Regions from separate parts of the Homo sapiens genome. Here regions 2, 3 and 4 are each linked to region 1. A link is a contact called in ENCODE Hi-C or POLR2A ChIA-PET data. All regions are on one chromosome and are shown on one strand. The core of a region is the stretch at or near the end of the contact, and the rest is flanking DNA. Distances in the headings are between cores, read along the strand shown. Region 1 holds the start of C1QL1 (complement C1q like 1). Region 2 overlaps EFTUD2 (elongation factor Tu GTP binding domain containing 2). Region 3 overlaps NMT1 (N-myristoyltransferase 1). Region 4 holds the start of DCAKD (dephospho-CoA kinase domain containing).

The links. Hi-C counts contacts between places; a loop is a spot of excess contacts on that map. ChIA-PET counts read pairs that join two places held with the same protein, here RNA polymerase II (POLR2A). Pooled maps may share reads with other maps.
Region 2: a pooled map shows a loop between it and region 1 (2.0-fold over the local background). The contact joins the enhancer-like site here to the promoter of C1QL1 in region 1. A Hi-C loop is called at or near these places in 1 of 50 pooled maps. POLR2A ChIA-PET finds 5 or more read pairs at or near these places in 5 of 52 experiments (AG04449, B cell, GM12878 and 2 more).
Region 3: a loop to region 1 is called in a pooled map, with 2.3 times the contacts of the local background. The contact joins the enhancer-like site here to the promoter of C1QL1 in region 1. A Hi-C loop is called at or near these places in 2 of 168 maps with a recorded cell type or tissue (B cell and naive thymus-derived CD4-positive, alpha-beta T cell), 3 of 37 single-sample maps with no recorded cell type and 13 of 50 pooled maps. POLR2A ChIA-PET finds 5 or more read pairs at or near these places in 10 of 52 experiments (H1, HEK293, OCI-LY7 and 5 more).
Region 4: a map of mammary epithelial cell shows a loop between it and region 1 (2.5-fold over the local background). The contact joins the promoter of DCAKD here to the promoter of C1QL1 in region 1. A Hi-C loop is called at or near these places in 5 of 168 maps with a recorded cell type or tissue (B cell, mammary epithelial cell, naive thymus-derived CD4-positive, alpha-beta T cell and 1 more), 6 of 37 single-sample maps with no recorded cell type and 16 of 50 pooled maps. POLR2A ChIA-PET finds 5 or more read pairs at or near these places in 16 of 52 experiments (A673, Caco-2, H1 and 9 more).

The regions. Positions count from the first base shown.
Region 1 is chr17:44,966,722-44,969,976 of GRCh38, forward strand. It overlaps C1QL1 (complement C1q like 1), which reads right to left and starts at 1,582. Exons shown (of 2, transcript NM_006688.5): 1 at 731-1,582. The coding sequence starts at 1,327. RefSeq lists a silencer at 1,513-1,872.
Region 2 is chr17:44,863,867-44,867,121 of GRCh38, forward strand. EFTUD2 (elongation factor Tu GTP binding domain containing 2) reads right to left here. Exons shown (of 28, transcript NM_004247.4): 14 at 1,064-1,199. Among named protein-coding and RNA genes, the nearest start is that of HIGD1B, 18 kb to the left of the region's middle. RefSeq lists a silencer at 2,697-2,878. Within about 2 kb of position 1,450, at least 2 of the 41 ENCODE cell types and tissues checked have a DNase peak (open chromatin) inside an H3K27ac peak, as active enhancers do.
Region 3 is chr17:45,076,245-45,079,499 of GRCh38, forward strand. All of the region lies in intron 1 of NMT1 (N-myristoyltransferase 1), which reads left to right. Among named protein-coding and RNA genes, the nearest start is that of NMT1, 17 kb to the left of the region's middle. Within about 2 kb of position 1,592, at least 3 of the 41 ENCODE cell types and tissues checked have a DNase peak (open chromatin) inside an H3K27ac peak, as active enhancers do; they include B cell, where a contact is called at or near this core.
Region 4 is chr17:45,049,825-45,053,079 of GRCh38, forward strand. It overlaps DCAKD (dephospho-CoA kinase domain containing), which reads right to left and starts at 1,808. Exons shown (of 5, transcript NM_001288655.2): 1 at 1,537-1,808. RefSeq lists a silencer at 1,449-1,948.

The DNA.
Region 1 (3,255 bases), core at 332-2,831:
AGACCAAGAGGAGGGGGAGTTTCCATCTCTTCCACCACCCCCCACCCCCCACCCCCTCCCCGCCTCAGGAGGAAAAACTCCCCCGCCCCCCAGACTGCCTTCTTTTTGGGGAAGCTCTGCTACAGTGGGAAACAGCTCCCCAACTCCCGGATTTTGCAAAGGGTGTCAGATTCGCCCAATGGTCCCTTCTCCAGGGCAGGGGAGGCACTGCAGCCAGGGCTGTAAGCACCGGGCTCCCTTTGCCTTTGTGCCCCAAACATTTCCTGCAGCCAGCCTTCTCCGCTCGCGCCCATGGCCACGCGCCTAGGCGCCCGCGGGCGCGGATGCTGCTTCTCCCTGTTCCATACGCCAGAGCCCATCCTTGCCCTCCCCTTATCGCCCACTGCTGTCGGCCCGAATCCACTTCCCAAGGGGCAAGCCCCCAAGGGCAAGTCCGTGCACCTGGGAGCCCTGCGCTCTGACTAGTTGGGTTCATTTCCCGCATTTCCAGTAGCGTTCCAGACGGTGCCCAGCAGCGTCTGTCTTGGAGCGGGAACCCAGGAACTGAGGATCGGCGATGTCCGCTGGCTCCGACCATCCCCACACGTGATGACCAAGCGGGGCCGCTGTGGGGTGGGATCTCCACCTGCGTCCGCCTGGCGCCCCCGCCAACTCCGATCAGGTACCCATTTGCCCCGGGCTCCCTGGGTGCCCTGGGCCCAGCCCAGCCCCATGCCCCCGCCTGGCCCACCTGGCCATTCTTGCAGAGGTCTGCCCACATACTGGTGCCGTCGCCGCCGCGCATGAGGACATGGTAGGTGAAAAAGTAGGTGCCGGGAATGTTGCACGTAAACTTGCCGCTGGCCGCGTCGTAGTTGTTGCCTAGGTTGGTGACCACGTCGTCAAACTTGAGTACCTCGTAACCCTCGTGGGGGTTCTTGAGGCCGGCGTAGAAGGCCACGCGCGGCACCGTGGTGTAGGTGGCAGTGCTGATGGCGCCGCTGCCCCCCGCGCCCGGCAGCCCCGGAGGGCCCGGCTTGCCTGGCTCACCCTTCTCCCCCGGCGGCCCCACAGGGCCGGGAGGACCTGGGTCCCCGGGAGGCCCCGGAGGGCCGGGCTTGCCGGTGCGGCCCGGCTTCCCCTGGGGGCCCTGCACCAGCGTGGAAGGCGGGGGCGCGCCGCTCTGCTCGCTCAGGGCGTCGCCGCCGTCGGTCCGCGCGCCGGCGCCGGGGCCCCGCGCGGGGTAGGGGTCGCACACCATGCGGCAGGTGCCCAGCATCTCATAGTGGCCTTCCGGGCCGCCCGAGCTCACCAGCACGGGGATGAGCACCACCAGCACCAGCAGCATCACCACACCCGCGGCGGCCGCTAGCAGCGTCTTTCGGCCCGCGCGGAGCCTGGGGAGCGCCGGGCCGCCCGGCCGCGCCGTCGGGGCAATGGTGCCGGCGGGCAGGGGGCGCGGGCTAGGCGCCCGCGCTCAAGGACGGTCCGGCGGGGCTGCGGGCATGGGGCCGGGCCCGGGGCGCCGCGCTGCGCTGGCTGCGCTGCGGAGCCCAGCCGCCGGCTCCTGCCTCGCGCCTCCCTCCTGCTGCGCTGCCGGACTGAGCGCCGCGGCCGCCGCCTCCCGCCTCCCGCCTCCCGCCTGCAGCCTCCCGCCTGACTCCTCCCGCCTCCTTGAGCCGGGCCACCGCCCCCTCGGCCGGGCCCCGCCCCGCCAGCTCCGCGCGGCTCTGGGCTCTCTAGGGGTGGGGCTGCGGGCGGGGCCGGCGCCTAATTGGGCCGCGGGCGCCTCGAGGTGGGCGGGGCATAAGGGGGCGGGGCCGCGGAGACCCCGGGCGGGAGCAGGGAGAGGAAAGAAGAGACTGAGTACGCGGAGACCGAGATTCGGAAATGGGGTGGGGGCCGGGGTCCGAGAGACCCGAGAGGCGCTCCAAGGGAAGGGGAGAGTAGGGACCAAAATGCGAAAGGGAGAGAGGGCCACAGGGAGAGCTAGAGAGCTCCGAGGGGATCGGGAGAGGAGAGGCTTCGAGGGTCGGTCACCAGGAAAACAGAGGGACTGGGGTCGCGACGGGCCAAGACCCGCAGGGGGCGGAAGCGAGGGGATAGCGCCCAGGTCTGCAGGGGACAAAGAGCGATTGAGGGGAGGACGGAGCGGGGAGCTGGAAGGTAGGATGAGAAAGGGGGTTATGAAGCGAAGAAGAGGATACGGAGGGGACCATTTGGCACTCAGGCCTCGCAGACCACCCGTCTGGGAGATCCAGATATCGGATGAATGCCTGTCCGGGGGCCCAGCGGAGCCAGACGGCAGCCGCCTCCTCCTTTCTGGATCTGACTGTTCCGGGACCCGTCTCCCCCGAGGTGGGGCAGGAGCTTCCAACCCCTCCTCGCCTCTGCCCCTTCCTCACCGAACTGTGGCCAGGCTGCTTTTTCCTGGGCCCTTTTCTTCCATCTCCCTCTGCTCAATCCCTTTACTTCTGCCTCTAGACCAGGGAGAAAAGGGGATCCTAAAAAGGTGGGCACCCCCACGTTATTTCTCCATGCTGACAGATGCAAATACGTCCCTGAGGGGTAACCCCCTTTTCCAGCCTCCAGGATGAGGGGTGGATCTCATCCAGCCCCTCAGCTCCTCCTCCCTCACTCCCCAGCCTCCTCCGCCGCCCCCTAACTCTTCTCCCCATCAGGCTGTGGGAGGCTCTCCTCTTCCTCAAGTGCAGCAAAGTGTTTAGGTTGCATAAACCGAAACGTGTCTGCTTCCATCAAAATATTTGTCACATTATCTGAGGCCCAGGTCGGGCTGCTCCACCGCTCCTCCTTCGCCCTCCTTTATCCGGCCCACCGGGGAGGATTCAGCCATTCGGAGGCGACTGGCCGGCTGCTAAAGAATGACATCCCAGCCTCTCCTCTCCCGAGAGCTACCCCCCGCCGGCTCACACTCTCCCTGTTGACCCTTCACCATGGGCAAAATGATTCCCTGGCCTTCCCTACCCAAGGTTGAGGTCGCTCACCTCATCCAGGGCTGGGAGTAGAAGGACACAGGGACATCCAACGAGGGGGCTGTGAAAGAGGACCCTCCAAGCACTAATGGCTGAGGCCAGGTTGGAGTGACCCCACCACCACCAAGGAGGGAGCTAAAAAATTTTCAATAAGTAGCATTTATTCAGGGTTTACTCTGTGCTAGGCCCTGTGTTGAATGTTTTACATACATGATCACCCTTGATCTTCACATCAGTCCAAAGAAGTAAAATCCAAGATTATTTTAATTTTACAGATGGAGAA
Region 2 (3,255 bases), core at 200-2,699, 100 kb before region 1:
AAAGCTCAAAGTGCGGGGACTGATTGTTAGCTCTAAAAGCTCTGGCACTATAGATAGTGATAGCCTGCTTCCTGGGAATGTGCTGCTAGAAGATTTGGAGTCACCCTGATGCCAGAAAAGAGCAAGCAGCAGGTATCAGTGGTACATGGTTCCTTGGAACTCAGCTGACAAAAAGTTTAAAGTACATCGATCTATGAACTTTTATTGGCTATACGCATTTACGTGGAACAAAATAAGCACCCCATCTAACATCTACTTAAAACAATTCCCAACCTGACTCCCCTTGAGAAACACTGCATGCATCTCTATTCAATAAGTTACCCCGTTTTCTGAACACATTAATAAACCACATAAGAGGGAACCCCCATGAGCACACTGGGATAGGCCTGTGTGCCTTCAATGGTATCTGGTGTGTCAGATTGATGGGCAGACCAAAATAAGCTATTAAAACTACGCACCTTGGGGGCCCAGACACCTAATTCCCACCGGACTTAGAATCAGAGACTGCTGAGAAGACCCTCAGCCATCACCCTTTCCACTTCCCTGATTTTACAGATAACAAATCAGAGTCATGAAGAATTAGGTGGCTGGCCCAGGGTCATCTCATGGAATGGCCAGGGCAGGATCGAGACAGACTCAGGTGGTTTTTTCAACCAGTCCAGTGTCTTTCTGCTGTATCACGTGCCTTCTGTGTAACTAACCAAGTCTCCCAAGTCCTAGCCTAGTGCTTTTTGCACTATTTCACACTACCCAAGCATCCACCTTCCCGGCTGCCCCCTGGAAAATATACCAGAACCACAGAGCCTGCCTCCCCATCTCATTTACTTGAACACTCCTCCTGGCAGGAAAATGTAATTCCTTTTGGTTCCCAAGATAGAATGTGTGCCATCATCCACTAAGGAAAGCAGCTAGGAAAAACACCAGTGTTCTGCATCTGAATCTGTGGTTTGTTGAAAAGATCCTCAGATTTCTGACCTCCATCGCTGGGTGAGAAAAAATTGCTGTGATACCTGTGGCAGGGCACGAGGATGACAGAGTTAAGGGGCCACGAGCACATTATTACCTGTGAACTCGCCAAAGAACTTTTTGCAGACCAGCCTGAGCAAGGGGCGGATGTTCAGCTTCAGCTCCTCCTTCGTCAGGTGGATGCCAAGCTCGTCTAGGGTCCGTGGGAGGCTGGTGTCCACGTCACCTACAACCTGTGAGGGTGTAAGACACCATGTCAGCTGTAGTGAGAGCCTGAGCATGGTGCTAGAGGGAGACAAGGGAAGTCCAAAGAAATATCTGAAGAACTCCTTCACAAGGCTCTCTTCTATGGAGACAAAGCTCTTGGCAAGGACAAAAGTTTGGTTTCAGCGGCATCTCTGCTACCTACCCTTCAAACCACAGGCAAAGCCAACTTGGTTACATCCCCATCCCAGCCAATAAACCAAGCACTCAGATTGATTACTCCCAGTGCTGCCCCCTGGTGTCTGAAAAGCAGCATCTCCTCCCACTCAGAAACTCCCTCACCTATTAAACAGAAGTCTATTTACAGACTTCTCAGATTTAGAGGATCATTGTGCACTGGAAGGAACCAAAAAAGGTCACCTTGCTGTGGATCCTGTCAGGGCAGGGCCAAGCTAAATCACCCTCAGTAGACTCAAGGTCTCTACTGAGGCAGGCTCTATAAATTTTTTTTATTAATCCATTCCAGTCTGACATAAGATACTAAGTATTTTTCAGCACTAATAAATTTTAATTGCTATTTTATCTTGTTGCTAGGTTTTGCTGTTTTGTCCACCGGAATGGCCACACACATTTTGTGTATGTGTGTGTCCACTGTGCTTATTAAATACCTGCATATTTTATTACTGCCTTGGGAGAAAGGTCTGTATGAAAATTCCTATAATTTTTACCCTTTTAGTCCCATCTTTTAGGGAGTACAAATTCATATAAACGTCATGCTATATTCCCTTTTTTAGAGACAGGGTCTCACTCTGTCACCCAGCCTGGAGTGCAGTGGTGTGATCACGGCTCACTGCAACCTCCACCTCCTGGGCTCAAGTGATCCTCCTGCCTCAGCCCCCCAAGTAGTTGGGACCACAGGCACACACCACTACAACAGCTAATTCTATTTTGTGCGGAGATAAAGGGTTTAGCCATGTTGTCCAAGCTGGTCTTGAACTCCTGATCTCAAGCGATCTGCCCACTGGGACCTCCCAAAGTGCTGGAATTACAGGCGTGAGCAACCACATCCGGCCACGTTATATTCTTTGCTTCTCAGCATTCCACATGCTTAATTAAATCCTTACCATCTCCTGACAAATGATTTCAATCTGACAAGCATCACATATTGTGCAAACAGTTAAGAAAGCAAAGTTCATACGAACATGCTTTGTTTTGTTTTTTTCTGAGACAGGGTCTCACTCCATCACTCAGGCTGGAATGCAGTGGTGTGTGATCATGGATCACTGCAGCTTTGACCACCAGGGTTCAAGCAATCCTCTGGCCTCAGCCTCCTGAGTAGCTGGGACCACAAGTGCACACCACCAGTCCCAGTTGATTTATTTTATTTTTTTTGAGACGGAGTCTTGCTCTGTCACCCAGGCTGGAGTGCAGTGGCACAATCTCAGCTCACTGCAGCCTCTGCCTCAAGAGTAGCTGGGATTACAAGCATGAGCCACCACGCCTGGCTAATTTTTGTATTTTTAGTAGAAATGGGGTCTTGCCATGTTGCCCAGGCTGGTCTTGAACTCCTGGACTCAAGTGATCCTCCCGCCTTGGCCTCCCAAAGCGTCTGGATTACAGGCCTGAGCCACTGTGCCCAGCTCAGACATACTTTAAGTGGTTGCAAAGCGGTTCATTTTATGGGATGTACCATCACTCATTTAATCAGATTAATGAGCATAACTGACAAACATTTAACTTATTTCCAGTTTTTTCCCTTTTCCTGATGTTACAAACAATGCTATAAGCTGAGGTGGTGGACTCCTGCCTGTAAGCCCAGCACTTTGGGAGGCCAAGGCAGGAGGATCACTTGAGGCTACAAGTTTGAGACCAGCTTGGGGATAATGGCAAGACCCTGTCTCTACACAAAATTTTTTAAAAGTTAGCCAGGCATGGTAGCTTGCACCTGCAGTCCCAGCTTCTCAGGAGGCTGAGGTGGGAGGATTGCTCAAACCTAGGAGTTTGAAGCTGCAGTGAGCTATGATCGTGCTATTGCACTCCCACCTGGGCGACAGAGTGGGACCCTATCTCTAAAAATGCTATAAT
Region 3 (3,255 bases), core at 342-2,841, 110 kb after region 1:
AGGCCTCTGAGCTTGGTTCCCTATGAATAATTAAAATTATTATAATTACCATGAAAGCTAACTGGAGTGGGCTCCTTGGAAGTCTGGTTTTGCTGAATTGGTTGTCTTCTGTTTGGGGGTGTTGACTGTAAGACTATGTGTACTCATAATGTGTCCTCACGGATGGGGCTCAATACTTGGTAGCTCAGTGAAAATGACTCATTAAAGAAAAAAAAAAAAAAGTGGCCAGGCACGGTGGCTCATGCCTGTAATCCTAGTACTTTGGGAAGCTGAGGCAGGTGAATCACCTGAGGTCAGGAGTTTGAGACCAGACTGACCAACTTGGTGAGACCCTGTCTCTACTAAAAATACAAAAATTAGCTGGGTGTGATGGCACATGCTTATAATCCCAACTACTTGGGAAGCTGAGGCAGGAGAATCCCTTGAACCTAGGAGGCGGAGGCTGCAGTGAGCTGAGATCGTGCCATTGCACTCCAGCCTGGGCAACAAGAGTGAAACTCTGTCTCAAAAAAAAAAAAAGAAAAGAAAAAACAACTTCCCTGTGTTCTTCAGCCGTGTGCTTGATGTACAAGTTGAAACAGGATTTTTGCTCAGTAACTGGCTGCTTGTACAAATTCAAGCCAATATAAAGAAAATGAAATTTGCTCTCTGATTTTAGTTTCGGTCTTGGAGATTTCTAGATACTTGTATTGGCAATGCATAAAGCAGAACAAGAGTTCAGCCCAAGATCCTTCCACAAAAATTGGGTTCATGAGGTGATAGCTACATGGAAGTATCTCCGCTAAATAGGAAGAACAAAGGCAGGAAGGTAGTTTTTACAGTGATTTTGCATATTTGTAAAGACTTTTAAAGTTGGAAGAAGTAATTATTTTCCCCATGTGAAATTATGTTTAGTAAGTATCCAGTTGGTTAATCTACAGCAGTTCTTCACCTTACCTTTTTGATTCTTTCTTTTGTAGAATTATAAAAAGTTATTCTTATGGTAATTCATATTACCATAATTTGTTCCATAAGCTGTTATGGAACCAGCTAATTTGTGGTTATGGACCAGATAATTTGTTCCATAAGCTGTTATGAATAAGAATTTATATTATAAATTGTATCCAACAATGGGACACTGCTTTGTCTCCTAATATCAGCCAGGTCTTGTTTGTTTGTTTTTTGAGATGGAGTTTTGATCTTCTTACCCAGGCTGTAGTATAGTGGTGCAATCTTGGCTTACCACAATCTTCACCTCCCAGGTTCAAGTGATTCTCCTGCCTCAGCCTCCCGAGTAGCTGGGATTACAGGCATGTGCCACCACGCCCGGCTAATTTTGTATTTTTAGTAGAGACAGGGTTTCTCCTTATTGGTCAGGCTGGTCTCGAACTCCCGACCTCAGGTGATCCGCCTGCCTTGGCCTCCCAAAGTGCTGAGATTACAGGCGTGAGCCACCGCACCCAGCCTATGAGCCAGTTTTTAAATCTTATAATGCTTCACGTAATCCTGAGACTGAAGTGAAAATATCTGGAGTAGGAAAACCACAGAGTTGTCCTAGGCTGCAGATGGTCCTGTGTGCAATAACAAAATTGAGTTACTAAGAAGAAGAAGTTATCTTTAGGCCATAAATGACTTTATGGTTTCTGTTGTTTGCCATGGCCTTGGGGGTTTTGCTGAGCATCTGGTTTTAAGGAAGTTACCTTATTTCCCCTTTGAATGTTCTCAGTCTTCCTTCCATGTTAATGCCTTCTGGGTCTCATTAATATCATACCAAGTAGGTGTACTTGCATCTAGACTTCATGACCTTATGCTTGGACTAAAGGAACCTTCAGACTTAACTGGATCTCTCCCTGTCACAGTCTTTCTGCATCAGGGGCACTGAGAGGCCCGGCCAGATGGAAGCTGTGGGAGGCAAGAGTGGACAGCGTAAGTGGGAAATGAGGGTGATAGGCCTAGGGAAAAATTGGGCTTGATACCTTCCAAGTTAAGAAGCCGCTGTTACTCTAGGATTTCAAGCATGGGGGGGACACATGGAAAGCCATTTTCACAGAGGTGAGTCCCACAGCTATATAGAGTTCAGGTGATGCAGAAAGATTGTGAAGGCAAAGAGATCCAGAAAAGGCTGGAGGTAACTTAAGTCCAAGGGTAAGGTCATGAAGTCTGGATGTGAGCATTCCTCCCAGGAACAGGAAGAGATAGGAGAATCTGAAGACATTCTGTGAAGAGAATTGGCAGCATGTGATTTCAGATCACTTTCTCCCTGTATATATATATATACACAGTATCTGTCTGTGAGATGATAGTAATATTCATAATAACTCCGAGGCATTTTGAGACCCTGAAGTCTTTCTGAATTATAAATTGTATTTAACATAATGTTAATGGAAAATTGTATTTTATATTGTTTTAATTCTTGGGGGTTTTGGTGTTTTTTTGTTTGTTTGTTTGTTTGTTTTGAGACAGTGTCTGGCTGTATTGCCCAGGCTGGAGTATAGTTGTGCGATTTTAGCTCACTGCAGGCTCCTCCTCCCAGGCTTCAAGCCAACCTCTCAACTCAGCCTCCCCAGTAGTTGGGACTACAAGTGTGCACCACCACACCTGGCTAATTTTTGGATTTGTGTTAGAGACGGGGTTTCGCCATGTTGCCCAGGCTGGTCTCAAACTCCTGAGCTCAAGTGATCCGCCTGCCTTTTCCTCCCAAAGTGTTGGGATTACAGGCATGACCCACCATGCTGGACCTTTCAATTATTTGAAAATTGATTGTCTAAAATATACAGTTAAAATTACCTCTGTGTTTAGCTGATTCTACAGATTAGGATTCACTGTACTCAGGTTGGACTCCTAATTTTGACTTTTCTTTTTTTCTTTTCTTTTCTTTTTCTTTTTTTTTTTTTCCCCAAGATGGAGTCTTGCTCTGTCGCCCAGAGCTGGAGTGCAATGGCATGATATTGGCTCACTGCAACCACAGCCTCCCGGGTTCAAGCAGTTCTCCTGCCTCAGCCTCCCAAGTAGCTGGGATTACAGGCGCATGCCTCCACGCCTGGCTAATTTTGTATTTTTAGTAGAGACGGGGTTTCACCATGTGGGTCAGGCTGGTCTCGAACTCCTGACCTCATGATCTGTCTGCCGCGGCTTCCCAAAGTGCTGGGATTACAGGCATAAGCCACCGCGCCCAGCCAATTTTGACTTTTCAGTGTGGCTAAGAGGCTGAGCATGGTGGCTCACACCTGTAATCCCAGCACTTTGGGAGTTCAAGGCAGCAGGATCACTCAAACC
Region 4 (3,255 bases), core at 558-3,057, 83 kb after region 1:
TTCTCCTACCTCGACCTCCTGAGTAGCTGGGATTGCAGGCACCCGCCACCACACCCAGCTAATTTTTTTGTATTTTTAGTAGAGATGGAGTTTCACCATGTTGGCCAGGCTGGTCTCAAACTCCTGACCTCAGGTGATCTGCCTGCCTCAGCCTCCCAAAATACTGGGATTACCAGGCGTGAGCCACCGCGCTCGGCCTCCCAGCAGGTAATTTTTTCTTTCTTTCTTTCTTTTGAGAAGGAGTCTCACTCTCTTGCCCAGGCTGGAGTGCAGTGGCACGATCTCGGCTCACTGCAACCTCAGCCTCCCGGGTTCAAGCGATTTTTCTGCCTCAGCCTCCCGAGTAGCTGGGACTACAGGCATGCACCACCATGTCCGGCTAATTTTTTTGCATTTTTAGTTGACACGGGGGTTTCACCATGTTGACCAGGCTGGTCTCGAACTCCTAACCTCGGGTGATCCACCCTCCTCAACCTACCAAAGCGCTGGGATTACAGGCGTGAGCCACCGTGCCCGGCCCAGAGGGTAATTTTCAAAACAAAGCTAAGTTCGTGGCTTGCCTGCCTTCAGCTATCAGCCCTCTTCTTCTCTCCTTAAGGTACAGGCACCAAGAGGGGCTCGGAGACCATTTAAACGTTATTTACCAAGGGGACAGATTCAGACCTTGGTGAAGACAGACAGAGGAGGATTTGGTGGGAATTTAGGGCCCTGCTGAGACAAAAACCACCCGAACCCGTCTGTCCACTTTCTATCCATCTACCAGATCTCTAGCATTTCACCCCTTTCCCCAGGCCTATGCCAGCACTGTGCCACACCAACTCAATCTTGATTTATTCAGGTAAAATGAGCACTCTCCCTCCTGCAAAAACAAACACGTTTAAGACATAAAACATATTCAAAGGCTTCCATTTCCTCACCGTTAGAATTGAGACTTAATGTCAAAGTTCACTTGGGTAGGTTGAATCATTTTCCCACAACTAAGGGAGAGTGAAAAATCTTTGAAAACTCTGTAAGCAAACACCTGAAATGCCAACGCCTCCTTTGCGGAGCTGGGGAAGGAAGAGACGGGTGGCCGGATGGCCTCCCTCACTAGTTGGTGGGCGTGAGATCCACGCCGCCCCAGTCCCGGGGGCCTTCACTAAAACCTTAACTGGCCTCCCAGGGGAGAGGGAAGCGGAGGAGAGGGGTCTGAAAATCGGAGATGATCACTCAGCTCAACAGTAAAGCACTTTATACCCACCCTATGGGACAGATACTGTAGCTTTATTCCCATTTTTCAGATGAGCAAACTTGGGATCGGAAAGATACCCCAAGGTCACACAACTGAAGTGGCAGAAGCTAGATTCAAGAATCAATCGGCCCGCAAAGTTCTAAAGGGCAGTGGCTTTGGTCTGATCCTGAGTTTGAATCCACAATCTCCAGCCCTTTCTAGCTGTAAACCTTCCTGCGCGTCCTCAGCCGTAAAACAGAGGAAATAACACGTTGCTTGGTAGGGTTGCTGTCAAGACAATGGGCCGTGGATATAAAAGCACTTGCCTTAGTGCTGGCCGCATACGACGCGCTCAATACATCGTAACTCAGGCTTTCAAAAGAGGCCCGTACGCCCCACTAGGCCGCGAAATTGGGTCGCCCGGGGCGGTGGCAGCCCCGCGTAGCAGCCGCGGCCAGGGCCCGCCCCCTCCCCGGCGCCCGGCTGGCTCTCACCGGCCCGCGTGGCGCGCTACGTACCCAGCGCCTCCGCCGTGGCCCAGGCCTCCGCCTCTAGCCCAATCTCCGCAGCGCTTACAGGCCGGCTCAGCGGGCGAGGCGGGACCTCGGGAGCGCGCGCCTGCAGACCGGACGTCCGGCCAGCAGGCGGGGCCGGGAGAGGTTGGACGGGCGGGGCCGGGAGAGGTTGGGTGGGCGGGCGGGGCCGGGAGAGGTTGGGCGGGCGGGCGGGCGGGGCCGGGAGAGGTTGGGCGGGCGGGCGGGCGGGGCCGGGAGAGGTTGGGCGGGCGGGCGGGCGGGGCCGGGAGAGGTTGGGCGGGCGGGCGGGCGGGGCCGGGAGAGGTTGGGCGGGCGGGCGGACGCGGGAGAGGTTGGGCGGGCGGGCGGACGCGGGAGAGGTTGGGCGGGCGGGCGGACGCGGGAGAGGTTGGGCGGGCGGGCGGACGCGGGAGAGGTTGGGCGGGCGGGCGGACGCGGGAGAGGTTGGGCGGGCGGGCGGACGCGGGAGAGGTTGGGCGGGCGGGCGGACGCGGGAGAGGTTGGGCGGGAGAGGTTGGGCGGGAGGGCGGCCGGACGGACGCGGGAGAGGCCGGCGGGGAGAGCTCGGCCCCGGAGCACGGCACAGAGGTCCCCCGCAACCCCCGACCCGGAGCCATAAATTTTCCTTTCCCCGGAGCCGGGAAGGAGAGGGAGAGAGAGGAGAGGGGCAAAACTGCAGGGTCCTAACTTCGGATATAAAGCTCGGCCACTCGCTACTTGTGCAGCCTTGGCAGAGGTGATCATGAGCACTTTCCACCTGCCAGGTCCTAAGAGCACTTTGTGGGATTATCTCAGCCCGCACAGTCCGCAGGGTGGATACTATCATCATCCCCATTTTACACAACAGGAAACTATGTTTAGCGGTTAATCCATTTGCCCTCTCATACAAAGTCATGTGATTGCAGAGCCCGCATCCTGTCCATACAAGCCTAGCAAGCCACTCAGCCTCTCATCCTGTCTCCTCTCAAAGTGGGGATAATCGCAGCCGTGCAGCGTTGTTGAAAGAATACATAAAAGCCGGGCACGGTGGCTCACACCTGTAATCTCAGCACTTTGGGAGGATCACTTGAGCCCAGGAGTTCGAGACCAGCCTAAACAAGAGTGAGACTAACCCCCGATCTCTACAAAAAAAAAAAACAAAAAACAAACTAGCCAGGCATGGTGACAGTGTGGTCTCATTTACTCGGGAGGCTGAGGCAGGAGGATGGCTTGAGCCCAGGAGGTCAAGGCTGCAGAGAGCCATGATGGTACCACTGCACTCCAGCCTGGGCAACAAAACGAGACCTTGCCTCAAAAAAAATAAAGCATCTAGGCCGGGCGCTGTGGCTCACGCCTGTAATCCCAGCACTTTGGGAGGCCAAGGCGGGTGGATCACCTGAGGTCAGGAGTTTGAGACCAGCCTGGCCAACATGGCAAAATCCCGTCTCTACTAAAAATACAAAATTAGCCGGGCGTGGTGGTGAATGCCTGTAATCCCAGCTACACGGGAGGCTGAGGCAGGAGGATTGC